Regions from separate parts of the Homo sapiens genome. Here region 1 is linked to region 2. Evidence: chromatin contacts called from ENCODE Hi-C or POLR2A ChIA-PET data. All regions are on one chromosome and are shown on one strand. The core of a region is the stretch at or near the end of the contact, and the rest is flanking DNA. Distances in the headings are between cores, read along the strand shown.

Region 1 (4,169 bases), core at 1,110-3,609, 320 kb before region 2:
AACATGGACAGTGCTGAAATTGTAGTTTGTGATAACATATAAAAAAGAATGCATAACATATAATAGATAATATATGTTGGGTAAATTTGAATTTAACAACTTTTTAAACTAGTATTCTTTGACTTGTATGTAAGCCAAATATGCCCCAAAAGACAAAGATAATAGTGTTAGAATACAACATACTCCCAGGTGAGAATTTATCTTAAAATAATATATTTTAAAATTGGATTTCCACAAGCACAGTAAAAGCAGGACCTGCCTGCATATAACATGTGAATATGTCTCATTCATGAATTATTTTATGTATATGAGTTTTGTGTCCTCAAATAAATTATGAGTTTTTGTGGGCAGCAGTTATATCTTATACTCACACATATTATTTGATAAATTACATAGCACTGGGAGCAGGTTTTCAATACTACGAATTCATTCATTCATGGATACAAAGCAACTGTCTAGGAAGAGACAAATTGGAACCCACAGCACTAAACTCTGTAATTAGACGAATCGGCAAGTTTATATTCAATTTCTTGATTACATTGTCATTTATCATTTTTTCTCCTTTAACATGAACATAGAACAAAACTTTAAACTAGGGTCACCATGTGGCAAAATAATGACCAATGACATGTGTTATGTCTTTCTAAAGGGAGGGGGAAAATAATATAATCACATACCCATTTCAAGGAAAAGCCACAAGACAGCCACAGCATGCATGTGTGCATGTGTGTGTGCAAAATTTTTGACTTAACTCAAAATAACATTGTCTCGCTAAAGACTAGGATTTTAGAAAAGTTTAGCTTTGCAATTCTTCCAAAATAAAGATATATTTTAAATGTGATCTCTTTTAGAATTAGAATTTGGGTTAGGATTAGGGTCAGGCTGAAATATAAATATCTCTGTCTGTTGCGGGAAGTCAGGGACCCCGAATGGAGGGACCAGCTGAAGCCATGGCAGAAGAACATGGATTGTGAAGATTTCATGGACATTTATTAGTTCCCCAAATTAATACTTTTATAATTTCTTATGTCTGTCTTTACTGCAATCTCTAAACATAAATTGTGAAGATTTCATGGACACTTATCACTTCCCCAATCAATACCCTTATGATTTCCTATGGCTGTCTTTACTTTAATCTCTTAATCCTGTCAGCTGAGGAGGATATATGTCGCCTCAGGACCCTGTGATAATTGCGTTAACTGCACAAATTGTAGAGCATGTGTGTTTGGACAATATGAAATCTGGGCACCTTGAAAAAAGAACAGGATAACAGCAATGTTCAGGGAATAAGAGAGATAACCTTAAATTCTGACCGCCAGTGAGCCGGGTGGAACAAAGCCATATTTCTCCTTTCAGAAACAAATGGGAGAAATATTACTGAATTCTTTTTATCAGCAAGGAACATCCCTGAGAAAGAGAATGCGCCCCTGAGGGTGGGCCTCTAAAATGGCCCCCTTGGGTGTGGCCATCTTCTATGGTCGAGCTGTAGGGATGAAATAAGCCCCAGTCTCCCATAGCGCTCCCAGGCTTATTAGGACGAGGAAATTCCCGCCTAATAAGTTTTGGTCAGACCGGTTGCTCTCAAACCCTGTCTCCTGACAGATGTTATCAATGACAATGGTGCCTGAAAGTTCCTTAGCAATTTTAATTTCGCCCCGGTCCTGTGGTCCTGTGATCTCGCCCTGCCTCCATTTGCCTTGTGATATTCTATTACCTTGTGAAGTACGTGATCTCTGTGACCCACACCCTATTCGTACACTCTCTCCTCTTTTGAAAATCCCTAATGAAAACTTGCTGGTTTTACAGCTTGTGGGGCATCACGGAACCTACTAACATGTGATGTCTCCCCCAGACACCTGGCTTTAAAATTTCTCTCTGTTATACTCTGTCCCTTTATTTCTCAAACCGGCTGATGCTTAGGGAAAATAGAAAAGAACCTACATGAAATATCGGGGGTGAATTTTGCCCAATATCTGGCTGAATTTCCCCCGATATCTGTCTATACTTACAATGGCACTTTTTCTATTTCCTGGTTTATCACATCTAGCTCCTCCAGTGTTATGTATTTTTCTAAGTGAAAGGAGTATAATCTCTTCCTACAGTCAAATATGTCCTGAGTTTCTCTTTAAAAAATTCCCTTACTAATCAAAATGAAAGGTATTTTTAATTGCTTTTTTAAAAAATGATTTTAAAACCCCTATCCAGTTATTTAATAGGCACATAGGACAACTAAATTCCCTTAACTATTGTTTGTTAAGTTATGGACTCAAGAACAATCAGTCTAAAGTCTTGGCTTGCTTTAGAGAGCTGCTAGTTCCTGTTCTCACCCTGCCTAACCAGAAGTGTTTCCACTACTGAGCATGCTTTCTCCCTAGATAAAGTAGATCTCTCCAAGCCCTATCCTCACTGTGTTCATCAGCATATCTGGGTTGTCTCCAAATGTTCCTTCAATCCTTATCTTTTTCTTTTCAATTTTTCAAATTCCATACTTTCTTCAAAATTTAACAGCACATTACGATACTTGCTATGCCTTATCTCATTCCAGAGGAAACTGCCAGGACCACAGTTCCTGTTGCAGGAGAAGCCATAATGAGTAAGTCTAAATTGAATGCATATTGGCTTCTGACCCAAGCATTGGCTTGGGACCTATGACATAATACGGTATGAAGCTAAGTGGGGATAATCAGAAGTTCCTTCTCTGGAATTTAAATTGAGAAATTTTATAGGAGAGTGGCTCATAAAAGCAGGAAATAAAAGAATGCAATTAGCAGAAACGAGATAAAATTGAGGCTTTGGCAGGTGAAAAGTTGTAAAAAAAATTTATAAGTAAGGAGAAACTCAGATATAAGAACAACAAAGCAAAAACCAACTCAACAAAGAGAAAGAAAGAATAGTCTGATGAAAATATGTCGGGGATGGAGTTTGAGAGTAGACGGGGGCACTAAAACGAACTGAGCTATGTTATTGTGAAACTTGAGAGTTAAAAACAAGAAATCCTGTTTAGACATCTATCTCAGTGTTCTTGCCCAAGCAGGATTTGTGTTTCCCTTGAGGTACTACACATGTATATGATTAGGTGTTGCTTACCGACCTCTAATTCATTAAATTATCTTTACCACCAGATTAGAAGCATCTTGAGCTCTGATATCCTGTCTTACTCTTTCTCTTTTTTTCTCTTTTACCCAAAAACCTAGCACTAAACAATACTTCTCACATAGAAAATGTTCATTAAGAGATTCAAAACAAGTTAAAGGCCCTACATATTAATTTTATCCAGAAATCTACAAGATAATGACTCCAAGTCTTGTTATTTCAGTTTATAAAGTAACAAGGAATGCAATTTAACTTCTAACATGTTTATTTCCCCCTTTTTTGTCAATATTATTAAGGCTTGGCAATAATAACTCACAGCATAGCTGGAGCTAAGTAACAGAAGACTTCAATCCACAGATTTTTGAGTCTGATAAATGGCAAGAACAAGTCAAAGGTTGTTTATGCCAAGAAAAACAATACCATCTTTTCATATATAAGAAGAAGAAAAAGAGAGTAATACTATTTGATTATCTCTTCCTAATACTTATTCTTTCAAATGGAAGAATGCCAAATACAAGTTCAGACTTTTTAAATGGAAAAAAGTTATAATAATTAGTATAAAATGAGTCAAATATGCTAGTTACAGAAAGATTTCAGAATAATTCCTTAGTAGTTTCAAACTCTATAGAAATGGATAAAACAGAAGTAGTAGTCCTGTTGAAATCTGAAGATAGTTATTAAGTTACCATTCAGCTTCCTCTTCTTTCAAATAATACTGGGTTCTTTAGAGTTTTCAAGCAGGTCATCTTTTTCATCCCTTTAATCACTGTGGTTGGTCTTTTCTGAAAAAAACAGTTTTTCCACATCCTTCTCAGGTAATTTTCATGACTTTACAATGGCTTGTGTTTAATGGCAGAGTGAGCCAAAGGATCAGAGATTTATTTGGCTCTTATTAGCTTGTATTACAATAGTGAGAGAATGTTCTGGCTTATAGACAAGGAGGAAGCAATAAATATAGCATGTCTTACCTTCAGGAAAGGTTTTGATTCTATTATGAGTACCATTTTACTCAGCAAGCCAGAAAGTTAATCATCTTCATTACATAACAAACGGGGGTTCATGGAACCTCACCCTTC
Region 2 (4,504 bases), core at 763-3,262:
AGGGGAGGGGAAAAAGTGTGAGGAGTTGCGAACAGGAGCAGAGAGAATAAGACCCCAAACATTGTTAAAGTCCATGGCAACTTCATCTTAAGGACTATTATCCCCACCTGAGTCAGAATGAGTTGGCATTGGCCCATAGCTACAAGTTATCTCCAGGGGGTAAAATTCCAGTGCAGAATAACCTATAAATACTGTGGCATCGCAGCTAGAGAGAAAACAGATTGATGTAGTCCTAGTTTGGAGGTCAATTGGCTCAGTAACTGTTAGAAGCAGCCAACAGTTAAAGACACAAATATTACACGGTTGGAGATAAAGTTCCAAAAAGAACAAATTGATTCATTTTGTACCACGAACTCAACTCAAAGTAAAGCCCTACTTCGCTTTTTAAGATATATTTTGTAAGGTTTTCATTTTTTGTTTTATGTTATTATCCTGTTATGACTTATTAATGGCTATCATTTGCTATAGTGAAATCGTATTGAGACTTTTCACTCAAATGCTCTAAATAATTAATCTATTTTCAAGAACGCTTTATAAATGCATTGTTATTTAATTATCTTATTTAATTTCATGTTTAAATAATGCTCTGGTATATATGAATCAATGGCCACATCTTAAAAGACATACCTGTATCCAATATTCAATAAAAGAAAAGGAAATTTAGCAGGAAAATGAATGATTTGTGTGTCTAACACCACCATTTAAACAACCTGAAACTCACGGCAACATTTGTCCCTTAGGTTCAAGGATGTATCCGAGGGTAGTCATGAAAATTCAATTCTTAACGCTGACTTGCTGTGCTCTCACAGGATTCTTTTCCTAGTTAGAGTTACAACATTTTTCCTTAGGAAATGAGACAATGCATTTTGAAGTTCTCTAAGGTTAGGAAGAGATTAGGGAAGAAACATTTGCAGTCCATATATAGATTCTAAATACCCATAGAATGATGATTTTCCTAATTTTCTAACAAATATTTCTTATATTATGGAGCTAAAAGCTACATTTTTAAGGGAGAATTGAGAATAAGGAGAAATGGTAAGGTACATTTGTGGGAAGAAACGCATTTAATTCAGTCTCTCCCTTTCAAAAACAGAAAGGGAAACAGCAATCAACACAACATATGGAGTATCTGTTTTTCGATAAAAATGCCAGGTAAAGAGGTCTTATTTAAATCCACACAGACAGTATTATCCTCCCCTTCTGAAGATTGTTTTTCCCCAGGCACAAAAGGTCAGGCATATTGTTGAGTCTGTTACCCAAAGACCCGAGTAACAGTGACATCTAGTGGTGCACGGTGATATAGGACGTAGAAACGCAAACGCTTGCTGAGAGCCCAGAGCAAAAAACCCTAGAAGGAAGCTGCTAAATTTAAAGTTTCCTGATTTCTGTGGCAACAAAATTGTATTCTAATGTAATCAGTTACTCCTGTCTCACAGGGAATGATATTGTTCTGGGTCAACATTTGGGACATGGAAAAGTCACTTCGTATTCACTGCTGGGGAAATGAGGAAACCTATAGTCAAATCCCACCACTTTGGTTTTGGAATTGGAAATGTAACAATATTGCTGGGATTTTTTTTTAAAGAGCATCATCAATCTGACCACAAAAGGTTATGCTCCTCAGACAGGAGAAAGGCAACTGAATACGCTTGTAAATGCCAATCCTAAAAATCTATCCAAAGATATTAAATTTCTCATTTTTAAATTTTATTTCTCTACAGACTATTTTCTCGTGTCTAAAAAAGAGGCCATCTCAGGCCGCTCTGTAGCAGCTCAAACTCTGGCACTCAGCCCATTGCCTTAGACCTACTGGCTACACCGTTCTGCCCTTCTCTGCTGCAGGTGCCAGCCACAGCATCCTTTTGTCTGGTTGCCAAATCAGTAATCTCTCTTGGCATCTGCCTTTTCTACCCCCTTCCCCCATTCTCCCCCTCCATCAAGAAATCTAATTCCAAGTTGGCAGGCAGAAGGTCAGAAATCTTTGAAAGCCTCAGCTTCCACCGCCCACTCTCGAGTCTCGCCTCTGTGCATTCTGCCAAATGCCAACTTGCTTTTCTCCCTCCTCCATAACATCCTGTATCTCTGGAACGCTGAGGTTGTCACCTGAATCTTGCCCTCACATCTGCTTCCTTCCCCTCCCTCGGCAGCAGGGCCCTCTTTCATTAGTAACATCCTGCCGCGTCTCCCCAAGGCTCAGCACATCTTGTCATCCGTCCCTGGCATACACAGTCTCTTCCTAGTTATCAACTTTGGGACTCGCCTCCATCAGAGGTATCTGGAGACCAGAGCTGGCCCAGAGCAACTGGGGAAGGCAAGCTGACGGCCCCCTGAAATCCACATAATTGCATCTTTGAAAAGTGGGCCACATGACAGCAAAGAACTGAAAACTAGTGTGACAGAGAAGACAAAAGACAAAAATCACACCCAACTCCAATAGATGACAGTTTTGTTTCTTTGTTTACATTTTGAAGTGACATGTTCAGGGAGACTTTAGAATAGTCTTTTAGGGAAAAAAAATTAATATCTTGCATGATTTGTTCACTATGAAAGAATTTTTTAAAACACATGCACTAGGAATTTTATATCATTTTTTAGTTTTAAAAAGATGACCATGTCAGTGTTTCATTTTGAAGCTACGAATTGCATATAAATTATATCAACAAAAATAGGATTCTCATCTCAATTGTTTCTAACCTCTTGTAACCACTGTGCCATCCTTATTGCTTCTCTCTAAAAATAGCAAAGTCGGAGCTAACTTAAAAAGAAGTAATAAGAAAAAGACAGCAGTAGAAAAGCTGAAAAGAAATTAAAGGCAAGTATTACCTCTCATAAATATCCACTAAGCAGAAGCTGAACAAATTAACTTCAAAACCATTGAAACTAGGGAAATACCCTCTTGCAGCAAGTCAGAAGATGAAAAAAATCACTAGTAAGAAAACGTGAAGTTAGATAAAGTCTTTTTTTTTTTTGAGATGGAGTCTCACTCTTGTCACCCAGGCTGGAGTGCAAAGGCGTGATCTCAGCTCACTGCAACCTCCGCCTCCTAGGTTCAAGTGATTCTCTTGCCTTAGCCTCCCAAGTAGCTGGGTTAACAGGCGTCCGCCACCACGCCTGGCTAATTTTTGTATTTTTGTAGAGACAGGGTTGCACCATGTTGGCCAGAATGGTCTTGAACTCCTGACCTCAGATGATCCACCCGCCTCGGCCTCCCAAAGTGCTGGGATTACAGGCGTGAGCCACCGTGCCCGGCCATAGATAAAAGTCTTTAAAATGCACTTTAGAGATATTATTACTGCCGTGTTGCTCTGTTTCACATGTAGCATAGTGTTAAGACTCTTCACAAAATTGTTTAAACTGGGTTATTATATGAAAATCATTTAGAGCCACCTAATTCTTTAACTTATGATGAAACAGAAGTCCAAAGATTAAGTTTTGTTTTGTTTTGTTTTTTTTGCAATAGCAAAGCAGAAACCAGAACCTAACTTTCCAATTCCCAATCCTGTATTATATGCACACCTATGTAGCATTTTTAAATATTAAAAAATATGATTGCATTGAATAGATGATTTCTGCCTTACTCAATTTTCCATTTCTAAAATAAACATGATTGCAATCATGAAATCCTAACTATTCACCACTAAATCAATGAAATCCTATGATTTGGCACAGGATTGGAACAAAAGATAAAATAAGCCCTTTAGAAAAAGCCCTTAAAATGTCGAAATCGCATCATATCAGACAACACTCTTTCCCAGAGTGTATAAAAGGAAAAACAAAAGAATATAGACTCAGACTAAGCTGAAGAACCAAATCTGGAAAGAGTGACATTGATTTCAAGGATCAGACTTCATATATTGAGGGTCCATGTGGGTGGAAGTGTTGGGCAAGCACACTGTGTTTGGAACTACCTTTAAACTCACCATGTTTTATTTGTGTTACTAAGACATTCAGGTTGTGTATTAGTCTGTTCTCACAGACTATACAGAACCACCTGAGACTGGGTAATTTGTAAAGAAAGGAGGTTTAATTGATTCACAGTTCCACAGACTGTACAGGAGGCATGGCTGGGGAGGCCTCAGGAAACTTACAATCATGGCAGAAGGGCAAACGGGAAGCAAGCACCTCTTCACATAACAGCAGGAGAGACAGCGCACGAAGACTGGGGGGTGCTACACACTTTTCAAACAACCAGCTCTTGTGAGAACTCTATCACAAGACAGCACTAGGGTGATGGTGCTAAACCATTAGAAACCACCCCCGTGATCCAATCACCTCCCACCAGGCCCCACCTCCAACACTCGAGATCACAATTCAACATGAGATTTGAGTGGGAACACAGAGCCAAAGCATATCAGTTTGGGATGACAGAAAGCCAGTATGTCAGCCAAAAACTAATGCTAAAGAGAAAAGTGCAAGGAATGAACAGCCTTCTGCTAGTTGAAAGAACAATGAAAGGTTTTGCCGTCTTCTATAACTTGAGTGATAGATTGATGGTGAGTGCTTG

Evidence for each region. A loop is a pair of places that touch in the nucleus more often than their neighbours do. ChIA-PET counts read pairs that join two places held with the same protein, here RNA polymerase II (POLR2A). Pooled maps may share reads with other maps.
Region 1: a pooled map shows a loop between it and region 2 (2.3-fold over the local background). The contact joins two enhancer-like sites. A Hi-C loop is called at or near these places in 1 of 168 maps with a recorded cell type or tissue (IMR-90) and 2 of 50 pooled maps. POLR2A ChIA-PET finds 5 or more read pairs at or near these places in 1 of 52 experiments (activated CD4-positive, alpha-beta T cell).

What each region holds. Positions count from the first base shown.
Region 1 is chr3:106,743,057-106,747,225 of GRCh38, forward strand. It overlaps LOC105374029 (a long non-coding RNA gene), which reads right to left. Exons shown (of 4, transcript XR_001740467.2): 1 at 3,780-4,169. Among named protein-coding and RNA genes, the nearest start is that of LINC00882, 500 kb to the right of the region's middle. Within about 2 kb of position 2,360, at least 2 of the 41 ENCODE cell types and tissues checked have a DNase peak (open chromatin) inside an H3K27ac peak, as active enhancers do.
Region 2 is chr3:107,063,364-107,067,867 of GRCh38, forward strand. No RefSeq gene overlaps it. Among named protein-coding and RNA genes, the nearest start is that of LINC00882, 180 kb to the right of the region's middle. Within about 2 kb of position 2,013, at least 5 of the 41 ENCODE cell types and tissues checked have a DNase peak (open chromatin) inside an H3K27ac peak, as active enhancers do.